2 separate regions of the Mus musculus genome follow, and region 2 is linked to region 1. The links are chromatin loops, found by intact Hi-C in ENCODE. Cell type or tissue: heart. All regions are shown on one strand. Links, peaks and the distances in the headings refer to the core of each region. The heading gives the core; the rest is flanking DNA.

Region 1 (4,395 bases), core at 307-4,306:
AAGATGTCCCAACTGGTAAGAAGGACACATGCTCCACTATGTTCATAGCAGCCTTATTTATAATAGCCAGAAGCTGGAAAGAACCTAGATGCCCCTCAACAGAGAATGGATACAAAAAATGTGGTACATCTACACAATGGAGTACTACTCAGCTATTAAAAAGAATGAATTTATGAACTTCCTAGGCAAATGGATGGACCTGGAGGGCATCATCCTGAGTGAGGTAACACATTCACAAAGGAACTCACACAATATGTACTCACTGATAAGTGGATATTAGCCCAAAACCTAGGATACCCAAGATATAAGATACAATTTCCTAAACACATGAAACTCAAGAAAAATGAAGACTGAAGTGTGGACAGTATGCCCCTCCTTAGAAGTGGGAACAAAACACTCATGGAAGGAGTTACAGAGACAAAGTTTGGAGCTGAGATGAAAGGATGGACCATGTAGAGACTGCCATATCCAGAGATCCACCCCATAATCAGCATCCAAATGCTGACACCATTGCATACACTAGCAAGATTTTATCGAAAGGACCCAGATGTAGCTGTCTCTTGTGAGACTATGCCGGGGCCTAGCAAACACAGAAGTGGATGCTCACAGTCAGCTAATGGATGGATCACAGGGCTCCCAATGGAGGAGCTAGAGAAAGTACCCAAGGAGCTAAAGGGATCTGCATCCCTATAGGTGGAACAACATTATGAACTAACCAGTATCCCGGAGCTCTTGACTCTAGCTGCATATGTATCAAAAGATGGCCTAGTCGGCCATCACTGGAAAGAGAGGCCCATTGGACACGCAAACTTTATATGCCCCAGTACAGGGGAACGCCAGGGCCAAAAAGGGGGAGTGGGTGGTTATGGGGGTCTTTTGGTATAGCATTGGAAATGTAAATGAGCTAAATACCTAATAAAAATTTGAAAAAAAAAAGATAAAAAAGAAAAAAAGGTGAGCAGCAGCGTTCACCTTCTGCTTCTTGACTGATTTGACCAATTGTCATCCTGCCACCATGCCACCCCTGCCAGGATGGACTGCACCTCAAACCATTGTACAAAACAGACCCTCTGCCCCAAGTTTCTTTCTGTGAAATGTTTTATTATAGCAATGGGTATAGTATATAATCCAGAAAATTAGCATGTCGGGGCTGGGGAGAGAGCTCAGGAGTAAAACATTTGTTTACCCAGCCTCCAGGAGGTCCTGGGCTTCCTTTTCAGCACTGGGGAAAGAAAAAAAAAAAACAAAACAAAACAAGGGAAAACTCTGTAATTTATAAGAATTGGCATATTTATTTATTGGGAAATATTTCATCTTTCTGGCTACATCATATCAAGCAAGAACACAGACAGCATGAGCCTTCATCTCCTCCTCTATGAGCGGAATGGAATTTTCATATTCATACCACTACCTCACAGGGCTGTCCTAAGGGTAGAGGGACAACAAATTTCCCCACATAGTCCAGTGTACAGCAGGCACTCGATAAAGGTTGGTTCCTATCACCTTCAGCTTTCTTTCCTCTTCTTTGTTCACTGAAACAAAATTAGGAGTTACCCTGGCTCATTTGGAAGTCCAGAGTCCCATCCTGCTCCTTAAAATAAAATCATTGTATTCTGCCCTCCGCAGTTTTCCTTCTGAGAATCCTGCCCTCCTCTTGACAGAGGTTGCCTGGGGAGCAAAGACTTTGTCGGACTCACGTCTGTCTGCCTCAGACTGCCCACTTCACATGAGGTGCACAGCAAATGTGCACCAGATTAGGTGCTGAATGAGAGACTAAGTAAATGACATTGCCGTTATGACAGAAGCTGTGAGGGAAAATTAATTTGCAGATGGAAATATTACATTGTGTACCCAATCTTGCAAAACAATGAGGCACAGCTTGCAGGAGTTTCAAACACTTTTTCAGAAATTTAATTGCCAGTTAATTTTCCTGCAAAACACAATAACCTCTACAAGCTGAAGGAAATAAAGCGTAGCTCTGGAAAGCTCATTAGGCTCTGCCTCAAACTGCACTGGCTTTCTCTGAGTTTGAAACCGGAGGATCCAAGCTGCTCTAATTGGCACTGTCTTTGTTCATGTGTGAGCTGCTTTTATTCCACTTCCTCCCCTCCTCATATCCTGCTCAGGTCTAACCTGTGACTACGGAAGTCGGGGTAACCTAAACAAGCCAATCCTGGTATCTCTGTCACGGTGTTATCTTGTGATCAGGGCTCAGCCTGGGATCATAATCAATGACTATTAGAGTTTGATTGGAAAAAAAAAACATTCCCCCCAGACTCCTGCATTCAAACACTTAGCCAACCTCTTAGTCATACCACCTTAAGAGATTGTAGGACCTTTGAAAGGCAGAGCTAACCAGAGGAAGTGGCACTCTGAGGGGTGGACCTTGAGATTTATACACTGATTCCGTTTTCTGTCCAGACTCTGCTCCTAATCCTCCGAGATATGAATATCCAGCCTCTTGCTTCTGCAGCTGCCAATGTCAACAGTTCCCACTCCCACGGTTTTCCCATCATGAGGGTCTGCGCCCACAAGGCATGTGCCAAAATTACCCTTTCCTCTCCTAAGCTGTTCTTGTCAGGTATTTGGTCACAGCCATGAGGCAAGTACCTAAAACAGGACCCATGATCTGAGGGCACTGTCTGAGCTCCGTCTAGGACCATGATCAGAATATAGCCTCAGCATCTGTCCACGGTCACCATTACTCTCTCTGTCTCTGTCTCTGTCTCTATCTCTCTCTGTCTCTGTTTATCTCTGTGTGTGTCTGTCGCTCTCTGTCTTTCTGTCTCTGTCTCTCTCTCTCTGTCTGTCTGTCTCCCCCCCCCCCTGTGTATGTGTGTGTGTGTGTGTGTGTGTGTGTGTGTTTCTCTGTCTCTGTCATGGAGCTACAAGTCAGACCAGAATTAAGCCAAGTATTACACAAACAAGAGATTCTTGCTAACACTGCTCAGTGAATAATTATCAAGTTAAATTATATTAGCTAGATCCTCAGAGCTCCAAGATGAGGTAGGAATGGGGTCAAAGAGGACCAAGAGGACAGCACATGTCTGGAGAGAAGTGACCCAGAACTCAAGAATTCAGATAGAGCTGAATTTTGCCTTGACCCATTTAAGTAGCTCTTGGCCAGAGAACTGTATCTGTCACCTTCAGTCACAAGGTCACCCACATAGAGATCTCGGAGCCCCAGACAGACAGCCTGGAGACGTGATCCCTCTAGCCAGATTATACAAGCTCCAGCACCGGCTGTCATCTGCCCGTATCACTGCTAAGTGGGTCAGCTCTTTCCCATCACTCTGCTGATTGATAGTATGTAAAGTGGCTGGGGTACCACAGAGACCACAGTACAGAATTTGCTGCATCGGCAGGGAGCTTACACCTTTGGCAACATCGTAGCTCTGGGAATAATGTTAAATCTCAACCACCATCACCACCACCGGTTTGGGGACATTGGTGTATTCTTTAACACGTGTAAGTATGTCCTTTGCTTGTCCTCCTTTCTCAAGTGTCCCATGTGAAGGGCACTTTTGAGATGAGGGAAAAGATGCAATGAAGGTAGATATAAGATTAAACATGACAGACTAGATGTGGACTGTCATCTGTCTGGTAACATTCACCTTACTGGAATTCCTTGTTCACTGTTTGCTCTGTTTATAAAGGAGCAGTCTTGTGAATGATAACTAGAGAGACAGACCGCTGCCAAGGGCAGGTATAATACTTAGATTATCTAAGATTCTTATAGGCTGTTTGTTTGTTTGTTTGTTTGTTTGTTTCATTGGGTCTAGTGAGAAGTGTCCCTCACACCCCAGAATATGATTGTTGTCAAGGGCTCTTATTACTAAAAGCATTTCTACCCAGGAGACTGCAGTGCAACAGAAGATAAAGAGTTCGAGTAAGGTCTGGGACCCAAGGGTCTGAAAAATGAAGCCCGTTTGCTTTGCCGTCTCAGCAGAGAGCCCGACTGCTGGGGGAGATACTGAGAAAAAGAAGCTTCCAGAGAAATATCCCACTTAGAAACTAGGTGCACAAGAAAGAAACCATAAATCCTCTGAAGGGTACATCCTGTTTGTTATTCAGGGAGGGTCATTTGTATCTAAGCAACATCAAATGAACTGCCTCAGTCTGGTTTATGGGCCATAGAGAGATGGCACAGGTGAAACAAATGGTTTGAAGGGAAAAAAAAAAAGTAATGTTGGTGTTATCTAGAGAAACAGAGTGTCCTGGGCCCACTGAGGATTTCATTAAGGTAAGTTCCACTGAAAGGCTCTACTCTGTTCTTGTCACCACTGCAATCTGGCCGTCTCTGCCCTGAAAATGGAACAGTGTTCATGCTGGGAAGGAGGACAGGGCATTCTTCTGCTGTACAGAATGTATGCATAATCACATGTAGGCAGGAAG
Region 2 (4,395 bases), core at 126-4,125, 67 kb before region 1:
TCAGAACTATGACCGGCTCCCTTTTTAAGAAAAGTAGCTTTCTGAAAGTCTTACTTATATAAACTAAACCAAAACAAACAGAGCAAATTGGGATCTGATCCCAGGCAATGGATTGAGAATCTAAACACTTAAATGTTACCCAATGCAGATAGGAACCTGAGGTTCAGAGAGGGGAAGGGACTGTTCACAATCTCAGAGAAAGATGGTATCTTCCTAAGAACATGATTCCTGCCTCCCAACCATATCCAGATCCATGGCTGTCTGAACTTGACTCTCTGAAGCCTGAGCCTTGCCCCTTGAGCAGTGCTGTATACCTTGGCTGTCCCTGGGGAGGATATTCATCTCCTCTGGGGAGTCAGCTGAGATACTTGACAATTCTTCCTGCCAGACTCTCTTCCAGCAACGACTCCCAGAAGTCAGCTCTCAGTGGACTCTGCTGGCCACCAGGTGAGTAGAGCCATGGTGAGATGGCCCACTGGGCCAGTGCCCTTAGCTCAGAAGAACAAAGTCAAGTTCATCACCAGGTAGCATTTTCAGAGAGCCCTGGAACAAGGCCACCTCTGGAAATCAGTTAGCATCCCACTTCTCTATAGAATCCTGTTGAGAAGGCTGCATTGCAGCCTCACCTTGAGACTTCCTTGGATGCTGATTGGGACAGAGGCAGTGTGTGTGTTGATTTCTTCTTTTCTGCCTCCGGCACTTCCTCTGGTGTGGGTGGGGCTTCAGCTGTGCACCAAAGGGTCTTGGGGATCAATTATAGCCAAGTCTAGAGTTGCTCACAGCTTGGAAGCAAGAAAGATCGGCAAACAATTCATCAAATAATTCATTGTTACTCCGAGTGGCAAGTGTGACAGCAAACAGGTGACTGAGTATCATGTAGCAGCCAGAAAAACAACCACTGCAGCTCAACACCTTCAGAGAGGTGTTATTCCCCATGGGACATGAAGTAAGTGGAGACCAGCCAGAGCAAGGTGAGGTCAGAACCAGCCTGGCCCCTGGGAGCCCAGCAGAACCTGCAATGCCCAGAGCTTTCTAATATCAGAATTGAGCTGGGAATCCATGTGAGCTCTCTCCCCTTTTTTCCTCAAGTCACGTCACAGCTGAGCTAGGCTGGACCACCATTCAGAGAGGTCACACAGGGAACAGTGAAGGGGCACAGATGGCTGTCCAAGAGGCGTGGTTCCTCTACCGAAAGCTTTCTTGTATTGTCCTGAGACTCACAGAAGCATAAAACAGGCAATTTGGATTTGACCTCAGAGGTTATTCTCTTAAGCTGGGAAGTAGCTATCTTGCCCAGTAGAAATAACAATCCTTTAAATTTGCCTAACATTATATAGTTACACTTCATTTCCTTTGGCTGGTACCTGCAGATGTAATCAGCATTCACATTCACCCTGTGATTGCCCAAAGTAATCCTCCGTGGGACTCAGAATAAACCATGCCCCTGGGCACCAGCCTGGACTTTTTATCCTGATCTCATGGTTTTCCTACGGACTGTATCTCTGGATGGGAAGCTCAAAGAAACCAGCAGCTTAGTCCTCGTGCAAGAGAACAAACTGACCTGAGGAAGTGAAGAGTGGCTGAGACAATAGGCCACCTTAATGAGCAACTCATATGGCCACCAGCTCTGTGAAGCACAATGAAGCTGACAGGAAATGTCTCTCGGAATGTGGTGTCCAGCAGACCTCAGGCGGCACAGGGGACATGCTTGACTGAGAAAGAGAGAAGTGATTATGAGTAGACGGGGAAGATAAAATCCCAATTATCCCAAACTTGGCAACCAAGCCTTCTCGCATAAGTGGAACTCAGCCAGGCATGGCGACCTAAGGGATCTCTTGGGAGCAGGGTGGGGCCTGTTAGAGAAAGAAAACTCAAACCTGCTTGCTACAGCTCCTCCATGGGGCTTGGGGACATAGTAGATTGGCTTTTTACTCTTTTTTAAAAAGGAAAACAGTTGGCTGGAGATGTAGGGGGACAGTACTTTAGAGAGTTGGGGGAGATATGTTACCCCAAGTGGTCTTAGGAGAAGCTATCCTGAGAGGATGCCTCAAGGGGCAACAGGATCCTAGAAAAGATCTGTATAATGAACATTACAGGAATCACGGGCCAAGGAGAAGGTTCTAGACCAGTGATTCTCAACCTTCCTAATGCTATGACCTTTTAATACACCACCTCATATTGTGGTGACCCCCAAACATAAAATTATTTTTGCTGCAACTTCATAATGAATTTTATTATTGTTATATATTCTAATACAAATATCTGTGTTTTCTGATGGTCATAGGTAATCCTTGTGGTAGGGTTGTTCAAATCCTAAAGGAGTAGTGACACACAGGTTGAGAACCACTGATCTACACTGTCCATAGAGAATAGGTACACAAGAGTCATGCTTCATGTAACATGCTGAGTTATAGGCCCAATCCTTAGGTTCTTAATGACAGGGTGATACAGTAACAGCCTGCCTGTGGCCACTAGTGAGTATAGTTGATTCTCATCATCCTTCTAGACATTCTAATCACTGGACTGAGACTGTCCTGGGGCTAAGGAGGATACTGTGTGATCAAAACATGACCAGAGAAGAGAGGGGCATTCTGCCAAGTTCATTCAGAATAAGAAAGTAGCCTTACAGGGTAGGTTGGAAGAGGCAAAATTGATATTGTCTTGACTTCAACCAAAGTCAGTGACAGTCTTTAGCCATTTGGGGGGATTCTATATGGGTAAGATACGGGTGAGCAGGACAAGGATGCACATGTTCTTGTGTGATGCTGAGGTATTTCCCTCCTATGTTGTGGTAACCTGCCATCTAAAGAACCTGTGCAGCGATTGAACCTAGGTTTGGACCAGAGATTGAACACAGAAGCAGCTATGAACCAAATCCACAACCTGAAGCCATGGCCAGCTGGAGCCACAGTCTCAAACAGACTCAATAGCCAAGCAGAATCTAAGTCAGCCAAACTCTAATCAACCTGCAGACCCGTGACCACGATAATAAGTGCTGGTTCCAAGCCAGTGAGTCTTTGAGCCATGTGCTATGTAGTGCAGCCCAGCAAAGTGGATGGTATTGGGGGTCCACAAAGCTCTGAGAAGCACCAGTGAGTGTAAAGTCAGATACAGTCTGCAGCTGATGCCAGAGGAAACTATTGTCCAGACTGCCAGTCATTAAGATCATTTCTGCTACCTATCTCTTCTCTTGCTCCAGCCCATGCCTCCTGTTCCTATTCAGGTGCCTCATTAGCTAGTGAGATACAGTAGGGGGATGATAATAGCCTATTGTGTACATCAGCTTGGCTAAGGTATGGTCCCCAATTCAAACAGGAATCTGTATATTGTTGTGAAGTTACCTTATACATGTGATTAAAGTCCATGACTTTAAGGAAGGGAGACTATTTTAGAACACTTTGGTCTATTCATTGAAGACCTTGTGAGAAAAAAAGCTCAGACTTTTCCATAAAGAAGAAATTCTGTCAGCTTTTGCCCATGTTGACAAGGTCCAACCTTTCCCTTCTGACAAGCTGCCCAACTGACTGCAGGCTTGTCTAACTAGCCCCAGATCCTGGAAGGACAAAGTGGAGAAGACCAGAGGCATGAGTTGGGACTGGCATGACCTGGGGCATGCAGCCAGAACTCATCGGTGCTTACGATGGAGACGTCATTGCTATGGTCACAACAGGGTTCCATCAAGGAGAGAGAAGAAACCACACAATACCCAAACCTTTTCATTGACCTGGCTACTAGGTTCTTCATTCCGTGAGAACTTTTCAATTTTCAACCCCAGGGCACTTAGGGCTGGGACTTTTGCCTTCTTTGGGGCCTCTGAGCTACAGTCTATGGAGGGCAGTCACAGCCGTTGTTAAAGAAAGGCCCTGGAGCCTTTGAGAAGCAATTTGTCACGGTTCTCCTGCCACACATGATCCAAGTTTAGAGCCAGGGGTCAAACACATTCACATAGTCACATATTCACACACACACACACACACACACACACACATGCCTGGCCTTTGGCTGTCCCAAGCTGTTCCTCTGTTGCCACTGCACCTGCCCTTGGCTGTTCTCCACCTGCTCCCCCACCTTCTGCACCGGCCCTAAGCCATCCTCCACCTGCCCTTCTATGTCCACCTGGCCCTGCATTGTCATCGTTGCCATCGCCATCTCTACTGCCATTCTCAGCAGCCCAGCCCCTGCTCACGCTAACCCAAGGACGTTGGTGCTGAAAGCCCCGTGGCCATAAACAGTTAATGTGATTATTGCATTTAGCCACATTCCAATAGCTTCCTCTCTTTAATCGCTTTGAAAGTGTTTCAAATTCCTTTCCTACGTGACTGAAATCAAAGAGGCACCTGTGAAGGCAGGAAGGCTGCCTGCCAGAGCGAGGTGGAGATGTAAAACAGACAGGCT

What was found. Hi-C counts contacts between places; a loop is a spot of excess contacts. Peaks named below come from ENCODE experiments on the same cell type or tissue, not always from the same donor. Only the 100,000 strongest peaks of a DNase experiment are listed, where the experiment ranks them.
Region 2: a loop joins it to region 1, with 2.0 times the contacts of the local background. A loop is called at or near these places in 5 of 42 quality-filtered maps.

The regions. Positions count from the first base shown.
Region 1 is chr11:71,445,624-71,450,018 of GRCm38, reverse strand. No RefSeq gene overlaps it. Among named protein-coding and RNA genes, the nearest start is that of Gm16013, 11 kb to the right of the region's middle. In heart, for the core only: no CTCF peak of the experiment used is centred there; a DNase peak (open chromatin) is centred at 2,058.
Region 2 is chr11:71,512,792-71,517,186 of GRCm38, reverse strand. It overlaps 9230020A06Rik (RIKEN cDNA 9230020A06 gene), which reads right to left and starts at 651. Exons shown (of 6, transcript NR_152165.1): 1 at 315-651. In heart, for the core only: no CTCF peak of the experiment used is centred there; a DNase peak (open chromatin) is centred at 1,706.